Linked DNA regions of Homo sapiens: region 1 is linked to region 2. A link is an interaction called in ENCODE POLR2A ChIA-PET data of the cell type or tissue named here. Cell type or tissue: HepG2. All regions are shown on one strand. Each heading gives the region's core, and the rest is flanking DNA. Links, peaks and the distances in the headings are about the cores only. Region 1 overlaps LOC105373590 (a long non-coding RNA gene). Region 2 overlaps NIFK-AS1 (NIFK antisense RNA 1).

Region 1 (5,378 bases), core at 186-5,185, 71 kb before region 2:
ATAATAAACATTACTACTGATGTAATTGTTTTAAGCAATGATAAATTTTAAATAATGAAGTGGATGCAAAGAAAATATAATAAAAGTGAAATTCATCTTATATTTCTAAATTTAAAAGATGCAAATTACAAGCAGAATGTAGACTATAATTCTAGTTTTTGGAAAATTTAGAACCACAAAAATATTAGTAGTAAATTTTCTTTTTTTGAGAGCAAGAGATGATCTCACTGTCACCCAGGCTGGAGCGCAGTACACCATCATAGCTCTCTGCAGCCTCGACCTCTCGATCTCAAGCAATCCCAACTCAGCTTCTTGAGTAGCTGGATCTACAGGTGCACGCCACCATGCTTAGCTAATTTTTTAACTTTTTGTAGTGACAGCATCTTGCTATGTTGTCCGGGCTGGTCTCAGCTGCTGGGTTCAAGTAATCCTTCCACATCAGCCTAGCAAAGTGCTGGGATTACAGGCGTAAGCCACCACACCCAGGTTATAGTGAGTATTTTGAGATATTGGTATTAAGGAAAGAATAAACAATAAAATAGTAAAAAGATACATTGGTAAAAGTAAACAAATTTTCTAACTCATAATAAGCTATGCTAGTGGCAGCGTGGTGAGACAGCCACTTTTTTTTCTTTTTTTAAATTATACTTTAAGTTCTAGAGTACATGTGCACAAAGTGCAGGTTTGTTATATATGTATACACGTGCCGTGTTGGTGTGCTGCACCCATTAACTCGTCATCTACGTTAGGTATATCTCCTAATGCTATCCTTCCCCCCTCCCCCACACCACGACAGGCCCCAGTGTGTGATGTTCCCCACCCTGTGTCCAAGTGTTCTCATTGTTCAATTCCCACTTATGAGTGAGAACATGTGGTGTTTGGTTTTCGAGACAGCCACTTTTACATATAGCTGGTGGTAGCATAAACTGGGATGGCTTTTCTGGAAAGCAATTTGAAATTATGTATCTAGTCTTTAAAATATTTATATCCTTTGTTAGGGACAGAATCATGACCCTCTAACATTTCTATGTTGAAGCCCTAACCACCAATGTGACTGTATTTGGAGATTGGGCCTATGAGGAGGTTATGACAGTTAAATGAGGTCATAAGTGTGGGGTCTCAATCGGATAGAGATGGTGCCCTTATAGAAGAGGAAGAGATATCAGAGCCCTATCTGTGTCATGTGAAGACACAGTGAGAAGGCAGCCATCTGCAAGCCAGGGAGTGAGCCCTTACCGGAAACCAAATCAGTCAGAACCTTGATCTTGGACTTTCCAGCCTCCAAAACTGTGAGAAATAAATTTCTATTGTTTAAGTCACCTAGTCTATGGTATTTTGTTATGGCACCCCAAGCTGACTAAGACACCCTTAATTCAAATATATGAGTTCGGCCAGCCACAGTGGCTCACACCTGTAATCCCAGCACTTTGGGAAGCTGACGTGGGTGGATCACCTGAGGTCAGGAGTTCAAGACCAGCCTGGCCAATGTAGCAAAACCCTGTCTCCATTAAAAATACAAAAATTAGCCAAGCATGTTGGTGCATCCCTGTAATCCCAGCTACTTGGGAGGCTGAGGCAGGAGAATCACTTGAACCTGGGAGGCAGAGGTTGCAGTGAGCCAAGATCATGCCACTGTACTCCAGCCTGGGTGACAGAGCCAGACTCCATCTCAAAAAAAAAAAAAAAAAAAAGGAAATATATGAGTTCTAGAAATCTTCAAAAGGAAATAACCTCAGAAATGCAATCAATGACTGCATACCAAGATGTTTATCACACTATTATTTGTCATAATGAAAAACTAGAAATTTTGTATCGAATATCAATATTACTCTTTATAGTGAAATAGAAAAAAAAATGGAAGACTGTAAACCAAAATTTTAATAGTAGTTTCCTCTGGGTGGTACAAGTAAGTATTTTTTTAAATTTCTCATGGGTTCCTTTTTTTTTTCAACTTACTAATGAACTTCCATAGCCTTTAAAATTTGTAGGGAGAAAGGATTTTTGTAAAAACACTAGAGATAAGCCAACCACCTCCTCCCACCCCATCCCCCAGGGAACACATACCATCCATTCCCCAGCACCTGACCTACGGACTCATAGTAGAGCATGCCAATAACGATGGAAGAGCAGCTGCACCTGGTTCATGCAGTAAACATCTGTTAGCTTATCGGAATGCATTCCTCTTACTGGTTTTGCTTCGGGGCCTCCTCTCACATTGGATAGTCAATGGGTGGTGGTGTGGTTGTCAATGAACGTGCATTATTATCGGTCAGAACCCCAAAAGGAAATCAGTGGCACATTCAAACTGGGTAATTTGAGGAGAGTTTAATAAAAGGATAATCTATAAAGGGATGGATAGTGTTTGAAGAAAACATGAGGGCTAATGTCGTGCCCCTTACCTAATAATAGGGCAGTGCTGTTGTCACCCTGGCTGAGAGAAGGGTGTGGTTATAAGAAGCTGAACAGAGGAAGAGAACTGTGAGGACAAAGTCCCCAGGCAGGAGCTATGATCCTGGGTTAACAGACAAAGTCATCCCAGTCTTACTTTCCTCCCTTCTCATTGGCCAGATACATCCAGAAGCTGGAAACTAGTTCAGCCCTTTGATGTCATCCTCTAAGGAGACAGAGCAGAATGGAGAAAACAGGTAAGTAAACCTGAAGGCTATGTCTAGCACAGCCCCTGGGGCTCAGGAACCACAATTCACAGCAAAGCTGAGAATTCAACGTCTCTTCCTGGAGTTCAGCTTCCGAGCTCTTGGTACAGGCATACTTCATTTTATGGCGCTTTGTAGATATTGAGTTTTGCTTTGCTTTGTTCTTTAGCGACAGGGTCTCACTCTTTCTCCTAAGCTGGAGTGCAGTGGCACAGTCAGAGCTCACTATAACCTCAAATTCCTGGGCTCAAACGATCCTCCAGCCTCAGTCTCCCAAGGAGCTAGTGTTAGGTTTTGCAGGGAAGGTAAGGGACACCCACACAGAGAGGGCAGCTCGACAGCAAATGCAGGCTTATGTCCAGCATAAAACCTACAGAAGTGGGGAACCATCCTAATGCCAGTGCCCACAACTGCTTATATGCTGGGGGTACTTATAGCTATGGGCGGGAGGGGTCTGAGCAGCGTGGCTTGCTGCCTGGCAGGATATTGAAAAGATGTTCCCGTGATGAGGTGGTTCTGGCCCTTGTTCCGGTGGGCTGTCATCGTGATGTTCCTTGGATCTTTGCCCACCAAGATATGATAGGGATGTTTCTTTAATACGGCCTTTGTCCGCCTTGTGGTCAGGTGGTTAGGCAGAATGTTTCTCATGGCCCAAACCCCTGTAAAATGTTTTGCTTTAACCAAAGTCTGTAAAATAGCAGGGAGCTTACAAAATGGTGAAATTTGGACTAACAGCTAGGACTATAAATGTGTGCCACCATGCCCAGCTAATTTTTTCATTTTTTTGTAAAGACAGGGTCTTGCTATGTTGCCCAGGCTGGTCTCAAAGTTCTGGTCTCCGGCAATCCTCCCACCTCAGCCTCCCAAGTGCTGGGATTACAGGTGTGAGCCATTGCACCCAGCCCTAAACATACCTTTTATATGCACTGGGAAACCAAGAAATTCATGTGACTCATTGTATTCTGATATTTGCTTTATTGTAGTTGTCTGGAACTGAGCCCAAAATTATCTCAGAGGTATGCCTATATAAACATGGGGCTTAGAGAAATGCTTCTCTAGCCAGTTTTTCCCCCACTAGAGAAAGGAGATTAAAACATTCTAAGGATAGAAAAAGAGTTGGAAGACTATTCAGAGTGAGAAATTCATGAGAATCTCGGCTCCTAACCAGTCCCCGAAGGTGATCTCCAAGATAAGAGGATGACAGAACCCCTCAACACATTCCGATCTGACAGAGGAGAGGGGACTTTCACCCCGCCCCTTGTCGAGACTCCCAGGAGGTGACAGCCTTGCAGTACTTTCTTGTACTGTTAAGGCATGGAACAGTTCTATAGAATGGCAACCAACATGCTGGGGCAACCCCACAAGACTCCCTTGGCCCCATGTAATGTGTAAGCCAAATTTCCCCACGTCTCCCAGTGGGGTGTAAAAGTCAACCAGTGGAGAAGAGCTGGTCCTGCAGTCAAGAGAAGGGAAAGCCGCAGCAAAGACAAACATGGGCCATATGGTCCGAGGCCCAGGAAAGGCGGGCTTCATGATGGATGCCAAAGTAGAATGAGGGAAACACACATTTGCACCTCCGAAGCTGTCAGCCTAAGGCAGAGTATGACTGCAGACCAGCCACACACACGTGCACACACAATCACACACACACACACTCTCTCTCCCTCTCCCTCTCTCTCTCACACACACATACTCTCTCACACACACACACACTCCCTCTCTCCCTCTCTCTCTCACACACACACACACATACTCTCTCTCACACACACACACACATACTCTCTCTCTCTCACACACACACACACTCTCTCTCTCTCTCACACACACACACACACACACACTGCCATGGCACGGAACTGAGATCCATCAAAGGGATGTGGTCAGAAGGAAAAAAAATCCCAAACTGAATTCTCATCCAAAATCACTGAGGACACCAATACGTCACTGAGGAAAAATACACTGGAATTGTTTATACTATAAGAGAGAAGACATGTTCAAGACAGAAATTAGGTCTGTTATAGAGAAATTTACTTTTTTGCATACCTAAGTTCATGGCCCATAAAAATCATACCTACGACACATTGTCTTAAAAGTGCAGTCTGATTCGCCATAGCCAAAACCAAAAGGCAGAGCAACCCAAGTACCCACTGGCAGGTCATAGACAAACAATATGTGGTCTACACACACAATGAAATGTTACTCAGCTCTGAAGAGGAAGAACATTCTGACACGTGTTACAATATGGCTAAGCCTGGAAGCCATTATGCTAATGAAATAAGCCAGTCCAGTCACAAAAGGATAAATACTGTGTGGTTCTACTGACATGTAGTAGCCAGAATTGTCTAATTCATAGAGATGGAAAGTACAATGAAGGTTGCTAGAGCTAGGAAGAGGGGTAAAAGGGAGTTATTATTTAATGGGTACAGAATTTCAGTTGCAAGGGCAGGCACAGTGGCTCACGCCTGTAATCCCAGCACTTTGGGAAGCCAAGGTGGGTGAATCACCTGAGGTCAGGAGTTCAAGACCAGCCTGGCCAACATGGCAAAACCCCGTCTCTACTAAAAATACAAAAAATTAGCCAGGCTTGGTGGTGGGCACCTGTAGTCCCAGCTACTCGGGAGGCTGAGGCAGGAGAATGGCGTGACCCCGGGAGGCGGAGCTTGCAGTGAGCCGAGATCGCGCCGCTGCACTCCGGCCTGGGTGACAAAGCGAGACTCTGTCTCA
Region 2 (5,378 bases), core at 204-5,203:
AGCTCCAAGACTATGCTGACCAGAGCAATCAGTGCCTCCTCTCTGGCAGAGTAAATAGCCACAGTCAACGCACCTCCCACAACCACGCTCCTCCACCACCTTGACTGATCTGTCCTACCTGTCACAGATCTGTGTCTAACATCAGAGAGCATTTCCGAGGTACAAAAACTGGGAACACAGGAAGGTGGGCACAAACTCGAAGACCCAGAGGGACAGATCCCACTGTAATTGTTTACTGTCTGTCTCCCTCAGACTGTGTCCCGTTCAACCTTGTGCCCACCCCCACCTGCTCCCCCACACTTGGCAATCAACTGCACAGAACAGGTACCCAGGAAGTGCCAAGGGAGTGAATAGTTCAGATGTGGGCGTGAGAGAAGTGCCCAATGAGTTCATTCATTGGAAAGAAGGAAATTATCTGATGCCACTGTGGGGGTTAGGGAAGACCTAAGATTCAGCACACCATGCTAGGAAATGCCTAAGAAACACAGGAGGACTGTGGCAGACGTCTGCTGTTTCTGGTTCCCAGCCTCGTTGGCCTTGAACGTTCGCCTCCCAATTTTCTTTGAATTCACCACCTCTCCCCACTCTAGTCAACCCATGCGAGTCTCCCTTTCAAATCAACCTATGTGAGTGACCCCAGCAAGAGGTCCTGCCAGTGCAACAAGGCCCAGGCCGCAGGGACAGACATGTTATAAAGTTTGGGCAAATGAGAGTCCTCCCTAGGACTCTTGCTAGAACTATTGGGATAGGCACACTTCCCACAGTGTCTCCAAACTCGGAGGAGCAGCTGGCGGCCCTTTCATCACCACAGGGAGCCCTAGCCCAAGAATAAAGCCAGCCCCAAAAAAAGCCAAACCAAGAGATGGAAGGAGATGGTTTCTTGAGGCCCTTGTCTGAGTCCCTCAATCTAGCCATGCATGACATTCCTTAGACTTTTCAGTAAGGTGTGCTAATCATTTTCTTTTTCACCCCAAAACCAGTTTGAGTTAGATTTCTGTCACAGGCAAGCAAAAACTTCCCAATACAGGCAACAGATTTTTCTTTTATTATTATTAATTGGCTGATTTGCTGGGCATAGTGGCACACACCTGTAGTCCCAACTATCTGGGATGTGGGAGTACTGCTTGAGTCCAGGAGTTTGAGACCAGTCTGGGCAATATAGCGAGACTCTGTCTTAAAAAAAAAAAAAAAAAAGAAAGGAGGCTGGGCATGGTGGCTCACTCCTGTAATCCCAGCACTTTGGGAGGCTGAGGTGGGTGGATTACCTGAGGTCGGGAGTTCAAGACTAGCCTGACCAACATGGCGAAACCCTGTCTCTACTAAAAATACAAAATTAGCTCGGCGTGGTGGTGCATGCCTGTAATCCCAGCTACTCAGGAGGCTGAGGCAGGAGAATTGTTTGAATCTGGGAGGCACAGGTTGCAGTGAGCCGAGGTCGTGCCATTACACTCCAGCCTGGGCAACAAGAGCAAAACACTATCTCAAAAAAAAAACAACAAAAAAAAACCTGGTGTGATTCCGTCCTGCGCGGCTATTCTCCCTGTTTAGGGGCTGGTACAAAGGATGAATTGCACATTGTTGAAGTAGAGGCAATGAATTACAAAGGCAGTCCAATTAAAGTAACACTGGCAACTTTGAAAATGTCTGTACAGCCAAAGGATTCCCTTGGAGGCTTTGAAATCACACCACCAGTGGTCTTACGGTTGAAGTGTGGTTCAGGGCCAGTGCATATTAGTGGACAGCACTTAGTAGCTGTGGAGGAAGATGCAGAGTCAGAAGATGAAGAGGAGGAGGATGTGAAACTCTTAAGTGTATCTGGAAAGCGGTCGGCCCGTGGAGGTGGTAGCAAGATTCCACAGAAAAAAGTAAAAGTTGCTGCTGATGAAGATGAAGATGATGATGATGAGGATTTTGATGATGGGGAAGCTGAAGAAAAAGCGCCGGTGAAGAAATCCATACGAGATACTCCAGCCAAAAATGCACAAAAGTCAAATCAGAATGGAAAAGACTCAAAACCGTCAACACCAAGATCAAAAGGACAAGACTCCTTCAAAAAAACAGGAAAAAACTTCTAAAACACCGAAAGGACCTAGTTCCATAGAAGACATTAAAGCGAAAATGCAAGCAAGTATAGAAAAAGCGCATTGAACAGTCCTGGGCACTGCTGGTAAATTAAGCCCAAAGATGGGGAGAAAGGAAAAGGAGAGACAAATATAGTCCATACTGAGTGTCATCAACAATCCAGACTGAAGTCTTCTATTTTAATTTCAATCCCCTTTTCTGATTTGCCACCCATGCCTCTTCAGGCTGGAAATAATCTCACGCTTGGTTCCCTAAAGCACTTTCTTCCGGCTGCTGTGATTCAGTGAACCTTGCCCTTTCCTTTCTATTACTTGTGCATTTGCCTCACCTCTGACAATGTTTTAAGTCGCCTTTGTATCTCCTTAGCTGCTTAATAAATATTTGAATGAATCAAAAAAAAAAAAAGGAAAGAAAACAGAAAAAAAAAGATAAACTGGCAGATTTGAAACAATTGTAGGTTTAAGAGGAAAAACTTATAACAAATAGCTGGGAATGATACCATCAGAGATGAGCTCAAGAGCAGTGGTGGGAAGAGGCCTGCTGCCAGCGCCACCCCTGCTCCCGCCCTGCTGGTGTGGTCAGAGCAAGGTGCTGCAATGGACTCAAGAACATTCCTATCATCCTGATGAAGTCATAAAATAGAAACCTCACTCTTTTGTCTTCCTGTTAGCAGGTGTTTGGAAGCCTTCAAACAGTTTCCAAAAGTCTCAGCAAGCTGAGAGCAGGGGCTCTCAGAAGCCCACGGGGGATGTTTGGCACCTGTTTTGCTGGTAAAACGCGAGGAAGTCCATATGTACTCTTGCCACCCCCAGTGTGACCAGACGGAAGTTTCTCCCCTCTTTACGTTGTAAATGTCTTGCATAATTTAGCCTCTCTTTTCCTGGTTAAACGTTACCCACAGCTGCCTGCTAAATGGAAAAATGACCAACACATCACCAGGCAGGTATGTGTCCATGAAGAATTTCCCACGAACCAGCAGGGATGTTGACCTCTCATTTTAACAACCTGGGGTTGTGAGACCATAAAAATCACTTGTGCGGGGGGTATAGGGTTGCAATTAATTGTTCCTCACAGATGCTACTGTGTCAGGAAGTGAGGGCTTTCTCTGATGATATAATGACCTTCATTCAGCCACCAGATCCTTTAAGCAGGTAACACTAGCCCAGTGGCAGAGTTTTTATTGTTTCCTTTCAAAAGCCATGTTTTCGGAGATTAAAAATTTGTTCTGCTTGCATTGAAGTAGGCCTTAAAAACAAAACAAACTTTTTGTTTGTTTTTGAGACGAAGTCTCGCTCTGTCGCCAGGCTGGAGTGCAATGGTGTGATCTCAGCTCACTGCAACCTCTGCCTCCCCAGTTTGAGCAATTCTGCCTCAGCCTCCCGAATAGCTGGGACTACAGGCATATGCCACCATGCCCGGCTAACTTTTGTACTTTTAGTAGAGACGGGGTTTCACCACATTGGCCAGGCTGGTCTCAAACTCCTGACCTAGGTGATCTGCCCGCCTTGGCCTCTCAAAGCACTGGGATTACAGGTGTGAGCCCACCATGACCAGATGTTGAATGAATTTTGACAAATACATACACCTGTGCAACCAGCCCCACAATCAAAATGCAGAATAATTCCATCACTCCAAAGTTCCCTCATGCTCCTTTGCGGCCAATCTCCTCCCACAACCCCTGGTTCCAGGCTACCACTGATCTCATTTCTGACCCTATAGTTTGTCTTTTCTATGATTTCTTTTTTTTTTTTTTTTTTTTGAGACGGAGTCTCACTCTGCCACCCAGACTGGAGTGCAGTGGCACAATCTCAGCTCACTGCAACTTCCCCCTTCCAGGGTTCAAGTGATTCTCCTGCCTCAGCCTCCCAAGGAGCTGGGACTACAGGCGCCTGCCATCACGCCTGGCTAAACTTTTCTATAATTTCATATGAATGGAATCATACAGCATAGACTCATTTTTCTCTGTTTCACAGACCATCATCCATGCATCAGTAGTTCTTTTTATTGCTAGGTGAATGAAGCACAGTTTGTCCATTCACCAGCTGATAGACATTTTAATTGCTTCCAGTTTTATGCTATCATTAATAAAGCACTTATAAATATTCATATACAAGGCTTTGAATGAACATATGTTTTTATTTCTCTTGGATAAATACGTACAAGTTGGATCTCTGGGTTATATGATAAATTTATTCTAACTTTATAGGAACCTGCCAAACTATTTCCAACAGCAATGTATGGGAGTCCCAGTCGCTCTACATCCTTGCCAATATTTTGTATAGTCAGAATTTTCAATTTTAGCCACTCTAGTGGGTGTTTAGTGATACCTCATTGTGGTTTTAATTTTGGCCTCTCATTTGACAGAGAATCATAGGCAGAAGAGTCAAAGCTTGGACTTCGCACCCATGGTCTTTTGAAGGCCACAGGCAGGGAAGGCAACGCCCATGCACCCAAGTCAAAACATGTGGAGAAAATCTTACCCTGTGGAGGAAAAACCCACTTGTGGATTTGTTTCAAAACTTAGTTTAGATCTTTTGAGTTTTCACATTCGTGTGAGATGTGCCTCCCTCAAACCTTGTTACTACCTTGGCACATTACATATCTGATGTGAAAATTAAATAAAAAAGAAAAGAAAAAAAAAGTTTATGAGGGAAACTCATTACCCACCTGTATCGTAATGGAGATGAATCTCCTAGAGCGATCTAAACATGCGGCTTTTCTGGTTTTGAAAGGGGAAGAGCTGGCTTGGAGCGCCACACACTGGGCCACGATCTTGACCTCAATCTCGTCAATCCTCCTGGGCATTTCTTCAGGACCGTGGTCAAAGAACAGATAAACGAACAGTGTGTCAGGCACCGTTCCACACATTGGTGACCTGGGCCCTGTCCTTATGGAGCTTACTATCCCATGAGGAAGGCAGATGCCAAACAAGTGATTATAAGTTGTGTGCTATGGAAAGCAGGCGCACTAAGCCAGGAGCACATGATAAGGGGACTTAACCCAACCCCAGCGGCAGGAAAGGGCCCAAGCCTTCCAGGAAGGGAAAGAACGCACACAAAGCTCTGGGGAGGAACTGGCAGTGTGACTTAGAGGAAACCAGGGAAGTCCAATATGGTCACGGCCTAAGAAAGAGCCTGACAAGAACACAGAGGCCCAGGCTCATGGCAGCAGGATAGGGCCTGGGCCTTTGTTTTTTCCCAAGTTCCCAAGCTGTCCTGATGGCAACCAAAGTTTAAGAACCACAGCCTCAGAACAATCCTCCAGGCTACCTCTCCTGCACCAAACACAGCCCCTGT

The links. Peaks named below come from ENCODE experiments on the same cell type or tissue, not always from the same donor. Only the 100,000 strongest peaks of a DNase experiment are listed, where the experiment ranks them.
Region 1: POLR2A ChIA-PET joins it to region 2 with 5 read pairs; 4 of 35 experiments call an interaction of 5 or more read pairs at or near these places.

What each region holds. Positions count from the first base shown.
Region 1 is chr2:121,776,057-121,781,434 of GRCh38, reverse strand. LOC105373590 (a long non-coding RNA gene) reads left to right here. Exons shown (of 3, transcript XR_923272.2): 2 at 2,569-2,645; 3 at 3,638-3,724. Among named protein-coding and RNA genes, the nearest start is that of LINC01823, 12 kb to the left of the region's middle. RefSeq lists enhancers at 3,856-4,830, 4,831-5,378. In HepG2, for the core only: no CTCF peak of the experiment used is centred there; DNase peaks (open chromatin) are centred at 2,114 and 3,654.
Region 2 is chr2:121,705,279-121,710,656 of GRCh38, reverse strand. It overlaps NIFK-AS1 (NIFK antisense RNA 1), which reads right to left. Exons shown (of 4, transcript NR_037857.1): 3 at 4,750-4,889. It also overlaps the pseudogene LOC124906186 and the pseudogene NPM1P32. Among named protein-coding and RNA genes, the nearest start is that of NIFK, 29 kb to the left of the region's middle. In HepG2, for the core only: no CTCF peak of the experiment used is centred there; DNase peaks (open chromatin) are centred at 2,666, 2,996 and 4,496; H3K4me3 peaks cover 1,557 bases; H3K27me3 peaks cover 684 bases.